2 separate regions of the Mus musculus genome follow, and region 2 is linked to region 1. The links are chromatin contacts, found by Hi-C or POLR2A ChIA-PET in ENCODE. All regions are on one chromosome and are shown on one strand. The core of a region is the stretch at or near the end of the contact, and the rest is flanking DNA. Distances in the headings are between cores, read along the strand shown. Region 1 overlaps Bend3 (BEN domain containing 3). Region 2 overlaps Bend3 (BEN domain containing 3).

What was found. Hi-C counts contacts between places; a loop is a spot of excess contacts on that map. ChIA-PET counts read pairs that join two places held with the same protein, here RNA polymerase II (POLR2A).
Region 2: a map of heart shows a loop between it and region 1 (5-fold over the local background). The contact joins two enhancer-like sites. A Hi-C loop is called at or near these places in 2 of 37 maps with a recorded cell type or tissue (adrenal gland and heart). POLR2A ChIA-PET finds 5 or more read pairs at or near these places in 4 of 5 experiments (all embryonic stem cell).

What each region holds. Positions count from the first base shown.
Region 1 is chr10:43,481,966-43,486,364 of GRCm38, reverse strand. The region is part of intron 1 of Bend3 (BEN domain containing 3); the gene reads right to left. Among named protein-coding and RNA genes, the nearest start is that of Bend3, 5.0 kb to the right of the region's middle. Within about 2 kb of position 2,539, at least 2 of the 3 ENCODE cell types and tissues checked have a DNase peak (open chromatin) inside an H3K27ac peak, as active enhancers do.
Region 2 is chr10:43,515,013-43,519,411 of GRCm38, reverse strand. It overlaps Bend3 (BEN domain containing 3), which reads right to left. Exons shown (of 4, transcript NM_199028.2): 4 at 3,995-4,399. Among named protein-coding and RNA genes, the nearest start is that of Mtres1, 24 kb to the left of the region's middle. Within about 2 kb of position 2,208, at least 1 of the 3 ENCODE cell types and tissues checked has a DNase peak (open chromatin) inside an H3K27ac peak, as active enhancers do.

The DNA of each region.
Region 1 (4,399 bases), core at 1,290-3,789:
ACAAGAAGGGACAAGCTCATGTGGCAAGTCCTCTGGCCAGCCCTCACAGGACTGCAGGACCATTTGGTCCCTAGGTTCCAGAAGAATAGTTTTTCAGTGTTGCCAGCACGGGCTAGAGGGACTCAGTACCCATACTTTTTGAGTTCTCTGAAAAAACTTTTCCAGAAAGGATGAGACCCCGAGTGGAGGGGCAGCTACTCAGAGATGTACAGTACCCAGGACAAGCAGCAGACCCAGAAACAGGAAGTACTTGAGGGCTTTCTGAAACTTAAGGTTCAATCCCAGCCAAATGACTCTGCATTCTGCCCCGTTAAATTAGAAACCGCCTTGAAGTCTGCCAACAGGCTGACCCACACTTGCCTGACCTCACCATTCAGAGACAAACCCTCCTCACTTCAGGGTCTGTTTCCAGATGTAACGCTATGTGCTCACTACCACACAGATTACCTGGAGCATGTGAGCCTCAAGAGTGGAACACAGCTGGACAAGTGCCTTTAATCCTAGCGCTAGGGAGGCAGAGGCAGGTGGGTCTGAGTTCAAGGCCAGTCTGGTCTACAGAGTGAGTTCCAGGACAGCCCAAACTACACAAAGAAATCCTCTCAAAATGAAAAGCAAACAATAAAAAGTAAGTAGGAATTGGAATCCAGGAGGATGGGGACTGTGGCTCCACGTTGGGAATTATTATAGCTCCTCACACACAAGGAAAGGCAAAAGCAGTGATATGGTCCATGCATTTCAAAGATTGTTACTAAAACAAATGTTATTAAAACAAACTTAAGATCTGAAAGGCTTAATGAGAATTAAAAGCTTCCTTCGACCTCTTCCCAGCTACCATTCTGTAAGACCTGGCTTCTAGACAGCTCCCTGCTATAGGTGAGACCACTTAGCTGGATAGTCTCTGTGTCGCTGGCTTCACCCTCCAAGGGTCTTACATACAACCCTCACACCAACCTCTCACTTAGAAGATGTGATGGAGACCAGGACTCGGGAAAGGCTGGGTGGAGTCCCAGGTTGATGATCTCACTTCAGGATTCCTGGGAGACTGGAAATGAAGCCTGGCTGTCCCTTTCCCAAATCTCATGGGCCCAGATGCCTGAACTTGTCACCAGCCAGAGGAGCCTTCAGATGACCAAAGAAGAAACTAGTGAGGGTGACCTTAAAAAAGTGAAACTTGGCTAGGTGCACGCCTTTAATCTTAGCTGTTAGGTGGTAGTCACAGGGAGATTTGAGTTCAGGGCCAGGCTACAAAGTCAAGACCCTGACTCAGAAAATAGAATTTGGGCCGGTGAAATGGCTCAGCAGTTGGGAGGTCAGAAGGGGCTTTAAATTCCATGGAATTGCGAGGTGTGGTGGTGCACGCCTTTAATCCCAGCACTTGGGAGGCAGAGGCAGGCGGATTTCTGAGTTCGAGGCCAGCCTGGTCTACAGAGTGAGTTTCAGGACAGCCAGGGCTATACAGAGAAACCCTGTCTCGAAAAAACAAAAAACAAAAAACAAAACAAAACAAAAAAATTCCATGGAACTGGAATTATGCTATGTGGTGGGGAGTACTAAGAACCAAAGCCAGCTCCTCTGTGAGAGTCACTGCCCCTCTTGACTGCAGAGCCATCTTTTCAGCCCTGGTAGAATATTCAGCACTTAGTCCTCATACAGTTCCTGGCCTGCCTAAAACTCAGCTCTTTCTCCTGTGGAACTGAACACACCCACCTTACATCACAGAACTGTGCAAACTATCACAAATATAAAGAAGGTGGTGGCCACATATATAGCAGAGCTTTGCTGAGTCGGAGGCTAGTCCAGTAGTAGTCAGAGGCCAGCCAGGGATCTGTAGAGAGAGACGCTGTCTCAACAGACAGACAGACAGAGTGCCTGGCACATAGCACGCAATATGAAGTCTTATAAAGTTTAAGGCCAACAGATGGCTAGGTGGGTGAAGATGCTTAGCGCCCGGACTTGAGTTCAGTCCATGTGGTCCTTACTGTGAACAGGGAGGGCCAACTCCTTGAAAGTTGTCCTCTGACCTCTACACGTGCATCACGACACTCGTGCACCTACAGACACACACACACACAGAAAATTTGAATTTAAAGTAGATCTTAGTTTTTCCAGGCAATAACACTATGTAGCCCAGCTGTCCTTAAACTCATGATTCACTTGCTTCCAATCCTATAGTACAGTGATTTAAAAAGTGTGCGCAACTCTTTACAGCCTTTAGTGATGTTTTTTGTTTTTAAACTTTCAGCTTTCTTTTTTACTAAAAGAATTGTAAAGTTAGAGCAAACATCTTAAAGTTTTACATCTTAGTTTTACAATAATAATAATAATAGTTATTATTATTGTTATTATTATTTTAAATGAAAAGGGCAAGCTGGAGTGAAATGAAATCAAATGTCCTCCTGAAGCGAGGACTGGGAGACTGTTCCCATGCCGGCTGCCCTCATGGGGTCTGTCTCTGAGTTCACAGGTCAGCCGGGAGCCTTGGCTCTGTCAGAACAGGCACTCTTGGCAGCCCTGTCCTACCCATGGGATTTGCAGGACATGTTTGCAATTTGTTTCTATTTTTAGATACAACTGCAAATGCAGTTTGAGAAACACCAGTCCTCAGAAAACCAGAGCAATTGCCCCTGAATTTTACTAAAGCTGTAACTGTCGCTGCCTTCTGTCTGCAGCCAGCACACAACCTCATCGTCCGGCAGACATGGAAGGGCAGTCACACAGACCTGCCTGCTGGCCCACACGCCCAACAGCCCTGCTCCAATCGGCTGTTCCCTGAGCTTTCTGAAGCTGCCATCTCTATTAGCTGGTTCTACTAAAGGTCTCTTTGCCTCAGGAAGGGCTCACCCTCAGACCTGGCATCTAGAAACTGGTTCATCAAGGAGGGAAAGGCAGCATGCTCCAGCACCCACTCCGGGGCTGGACAAAGGGGACTCACTTTCCTAAGAGTCAAAAGCAGAGTTTCCTTTGTGTTTTCCACTTTTTCAAGTGTCCGGTCTTGGGAGCACAGGAGCTGGTTAACTAGCGTCTGGGCACAGCCCGGCTGCTCCAGACAAGCTCTGGTCAGGCACTTGCCCCAAGCTCAAACCAACAGTCCTTGCATGTGAGGGATCTATGCCGCCACCCTGGTGATCGCTAATAAATGAAAAATTGACAGGCAAAGGAGAAAGGGGCCATTGGCAGAAAACAAAAAAATGTTAAGAGGTTGACCAAGAGTTCTGGGCCAAGAGTTCAAGACCTGCCTGTATACAGAATGAGCCTCTGTCTCAAACAATGTTCCCTTCAAATTTAAGGGGACTTAAATCTAACTAATGTCATCACTGAGGAAGCAGAGACACGAGAACCACGGGTTCTAGAGCGGCCTGACCTGCACTACACAGAAAAGACCCTGAGCAGAAAGAGAAAAAGAGGGTCTGAACTGCATGGGCCTGTGTGCCTGCGATCCCAGTATTTAAGAAGAAGACAAAGGAGAACTGTCTGTTGGAGATGCACCACATGACAAGAACCTGTCTCAACCCACCCCCCAAATAAATAAAAAAGAAACAAGTCAGAGAGCTGTAATAAAGCAGTTGTTGAGCAAACCTTAGCTCTAAATATATATAAGTCTGCTTTTCAGACAAAATTCTGACTAACATGCCAGGCACAGGCACGAACCACTCCTGAAGAAACAGTGCCCTGTTTTACACATTTGAGATACATTGAGGGCTAAAATGCAGAGCCCTTGACTTGACTTGTGTGCACCTAGGTCCAGAACTCACAAGTGACAATCAAAGCAATGCTATATTGGAGCCTCAGTCACAAAAGGGAAGGAAGGTCCTGTCAGCTCTGAAAGGAAAGGGCAGAATGCACAGTGATGCTCACAAGACCAAAACCACCCATTTTTGTCAGTGAATGCTTTTGTGTGTGTGTGTGTGTCTGTGTGTGTGTGTGTGTGTATGTGTGTGATTTATCTAGGAGAGATGGCTAAGATGAAGGGGCTTGCCGCCAAGCGCAATGGCCGGTGCTTACTCTCCAGAACTCACTCCTGTAAGCAGTTCTCGGAGCTCCATATGCAACACCAGGGTGCATGTGTGGAAGATGATTCAAGGTTGGGTTTGGCAATATAGTGAGTGCAAGGCCAGTTTAAACACCTGCAACCCTGTCTCAGAGGACAACCACCACCACCCAAATAGGCGTGATAGCACATTTCCATAATCCCTGCCCTAAGGAAGTAGGGACAAGAGGAATGCCAGCTTGGTTTTGCACAGCAAGTTCCAGGTTGGCCAAGGGCTAGAAAAGATAGCATGACTATATCCCTCTAAACACCAAGGAGTCCTAAAGTTCTACTACTCCAAAAACTAATTCTAAAACAGAGATGTCAATAGTGGGTACAGAATGGTTAGAATAGCAAGCATAGTCTCACTTA
Region 2 (4,399 bases), core at 959-3,458, 33 kb before region 1:
TTACATAGACAGGGAGGCAATTGTTCATTCGTTTGTTTGTTTTAATTATTTTTATTCTATTCAGTTATGTGTTTTTATTTCATGTGCATTGGTGTTTTGCCTGTATGCCTTGTGAGGATGTAGTTATGAGCTGTCACGAGTGCTGGGAATTGAACCCAGGTTCTCTGCAAGAACAGCCACAGCTCTAACCCACTGAGCCATCTCTCTAGCTCCCGCAAGCGTTTGGTTTTGGTGGGATGGAACTTCACTATAAAGATCTAAGCTCTAAATGGAGTGGAGTTGGTATGTAGACCAAGCAAGCTGGCCTTGAACTCACAGAGACCCATTTGCCTCTGACTCCCACCACTGGGATTAAAGGTGTGCATCATCATGCTGGCTACTTACCTTTCAAGAAACTAAAAACCATTCCAGTTCAGTGGGCGTTCATGAACCTACCTAAAGGGCTCACAACGAGAAGTGAACTGAGCAAGGAAAAGGAGCCCCTCCTTGCTGGGCGTGGTGGCGCACGCCTTTAATCCCAGCACTCGGGAGGCAGTGGCAGGCGGATTTCTGAGTTTGAGGCCAGCCTGGTCTACAATGTGAGTTCCAGGACAGCCAGGGATACACAGAGAAACCCTGTCTCGAAAACCAAACCAAACCAAACCAAAAAACCCAAAAACCAAAACAAAACCAAAAACAACAACAACAACAAAAAAGGAACCCCGCCTTACCGTGGCTCTGTGAAGGTCCGCTTTACAGTCAGAGAATTCCCAACTGCATGATCTCCAGGGAGCACGACTGGAACACTGTGTTCCCAGGACGCGAGCAGCTTGCGAACTGCTCGATAGCTCCAGAGTGGCTCTTGGAAATCAGCAAACGCTGCAGATCAGGGTTCGTTACCCCTCCCCCCCCCCCCCCCCAGAGCAACAGCTGTTAAACATTTACCAACACCCATGAGAGGTTTTCCTTATGAAGCACCTTGGCCCACGGTCCCCTCACTCGGTCCTTCTGAGGCCCTCTTCCCCCCACCCCCCAACTTCGCTACACATTTCCAACTCATCTTCTCCTACTCGGACAAGGTATCATTTTGCCTGTATGCATTTTTGTGGAATGCATTTCACTGTTTTGCTTAAAGTTATTTTATAGCTTTATTATAGATCTCATCGCATGCTCTTTCCCTTGCTGTGTCTTGAGTTCTGTCTAATCCATTGCCTCACACTGTTGCCTCAAAGTGCATCGTCCCACATTTCTCCAGCTTTCTTTCAGAGGCACACCGTCCCAGGCTATTTCCCACAGGTAACACTCTTGCTTTCTCCATTACAATGGTTCTGTTGGCTGCCTTCCCGTGGGCACTACTTCAAGACTCATTACCTTACTCCACCTCCCTGGCATGAGCCAGCTTTCTCATTTGTTGCCAGTATAATCTCTAGCTCCCAGCAGCCCTCTGCCCCTTTTAACTTTCTGACTCATGATCCCTGGCCTCAGCCTCCCAAGTATTAGGATTACTGGCAAGCACCAACACTGAGACTATCTCCCCAAGTCAGACAAGAGAAAGATTGCAGCCAGGGCAAACAAGAGTTTTCTAAAATGAACGTGTTCTTTCGAGGTTCTTAAAGAGAGGCATTACTTGTTTCTGAAATCAAAGTCACTATTAAACAATATATAACCTATCAACATTGGGGTGGGGGGCACTGGGCAGTGGTGGCACACACCATTAATCTCAACACTCAGGAGGCAAAGGCAGGCAGATCTCTGCAATCGAGGCCAGCCTAGTCCACAGAGGGAGTTCTAGGACAGCCAGGGCTACATAAAGAAACCCTGTCCTAGGGAAAATCTCTTAGTTCTTGATTCTGAAGCAGAGAAATCAAAGGTTGAAATGCCAACTTTGAGCAATGTATTACCACTGACGGCCACAGGCCTTATGCATACGGGAGTGCATCATCTCTGTTGGCACCAAGACTTCAGCTTGTCAAAACCAAGGATGGAAACTCCTTATGCCTTGCAGCAGAAATAGCACACACTGACTCCCTGTCAGTGCTCAGTGTGTTTACCCACATCATTGCTGCCTGTGAGGATCAGGGGGGTCAGGAAAGCCCGTAGTCCTGCGGCTGTGCCTCAGGCCAGGGCCCAGTTTCATTAATACCTGCAGCAGCTTGGCTGCCTTCTGCACAGGGAGCAGCCAAGGTCCAATCTGGCCCCACCCACGCACATCTTGCAAATCAGCTTCAGGCAAGACCTGTCAGGTCTGTGCTAAGTCAGGACCTTCCCGCCAGGTTGCAATGGGCTGCTTAACTAGTAACTCATGGGGGCAGGACTAGTCAGAGCTATGGAGCAGGCCCAGGAGCTCTGGCCATCCAAAGACATCTGCTGAGTGGAGGCAGCAGGGCCTCTTACTGCATTCATCCCCTTGTCATCTGAGACCTTAGCCTCTAAGCAGCACTCTGGCCTTTGCTTCCCAAACGCTTGGATAACAGACAGAGCCACCAAGCCAAGGTCCTCGCTCAGCGTGCTCAGTCTTCCCTGGCTTCCGCTCTCGTCAGCCTTTCCCTGACTATAAAACCCGACTTCCTCTTATCCTATTTTTTGAAACAAAATTTTCAAGTCTAGAAATGAAAATTAAGCCAATTAAAAATTTAAATTGAGCTTGTAGTCCTGGAGTCCTGGAGGTGGAGTCAGTTTAAGCTTACCCTCTGCTGTATGTAAGACCTTGTCTCAATAAAACCAGTAAAGTGGTGGTGCACATCTTAAAAAAAAGAAATCCATCCATCCATCCATTCATCATGTGTGTCCATAGAGGTCAGAAGAGGGCATTGGATGGATCCTCTGGAAGAGCAGCCAGTGCTCTTCACTGCTGAGCTAGCTCTGTAGCCCCAGTGGCGCACATATCAATCCTAGTACCTGGTCAGGAGGATCTGAATTTGAAGCCAGACTGATCTAGTGCATTCCAGGCCACTCAATCTGTCTCAAAAATACAAAAACCAAACCAAACAACGCCCCCTCCCCAAGCCATCCTGATGCTAACTTATAAAGAACCTGCCTCTTCCCACCGGCCAAGACAACCTCTCTAAACTAAGGCTGTGAAGTGGTTGGAATACGCCTGGCCCAGGGAATGGCACTATGAGGCAGTGTGGCCTTGTTGGAGTGTGTGGCTGTGGGGGTGGGCTTTGAGACCCTCCTCCTAGCCACCTAGGAAAGTCTGCTCCTGACTTCCTTTGGATGAAGATGTAGAACTCTCAGCTCCTCCAGAACTGTGTCTACCTGGATGCTGCCATCCCCCTGCCTTGATTAATAATGGACCGAACCTCTGAACCCGTAAGCCAGCCCAATGTTGTCCTTAAAAGTTCTTGGCCATGGTGTCATTTCACAGCAATGGAAACCCAAAGACAGCTTGTTACAAAGCAGAAAAATGCATGCAGTAGAAGATTGCACTTAATTCAACGCCTCCCCCCCCATGCCTTACATTTTAATGGGTGTTTGGCCTGCATGTATGTGTATGCCCTACCATATGTGTATGTGGTAGTCAAGTAGGTCAGAAGAGGGTGCTGGATCTCCTGGAACTGGAATTACAGATGGTGTCGAGCTGAGGATTGAACCTGGGTCCTCTAGAAGAGCAGCCAGTGCACCTAACCACGGGCCTCTCCAGCTTGACCATGCTACTTGTTAAAAGGTTGCTGATTTGTAACCAGCAGAGGGAAAACATGTATCTTTTTGTTACCAGGTTAGCTTTGAGAAACTACAACCCATGTGACACAGGGTGGAAATACTGGGGTCGAGGAAGTGATGTCCTGCTGGGACAGGCAGGGCTGGCACCAGGCCAGGAAGGAGATGGAAGAGTGCCTCAATTTGTGCTCTGTATACAAGTAGCACTGAAGGATGGAGTTGGTGAGTTCTGCCACTCGCCTATGACCAAAACCTTGCAAGCTGTACCCCACATCCAGGCACTGAAGTCCCCAAACAGGTGGACAGACAAATTCAGACACACTCTAAGTGGCCTAAAGAAATGAAGCGTTAAAGAGACCAGTTTTTCTATTTTTATATTTTATATAATTAATAAAACAGTGCTTGTATAAAAATTCACACAAAGTTGCTAGAGAGCATACAAGTTCCAAAACTGTCCTGGGTCTGTGGTACATTCAGTTTTCTAAGGGTGCACTCAGATCAGTGTAACAGGCAGACATGATGTGCTAGCTCATTCTCTTTGGTAAACCTATGCTCCTTACTTACTCCTCACAGTATCGCTCTGATATCCACTTTGTGCAGGGTCTGCGCTTCCTGGGATGTCAGACATTAAGGCTGGATCTACAAGAGACAAAGACTGCCCACAGCAGTGACAGCCCTTGGGCCCTCACCCCCCACTTCAGAATGACCCAGTGACCTCCAACTAGGGGTCTCCAGGTCCCTCTGGATCAGGTAGGAAGCA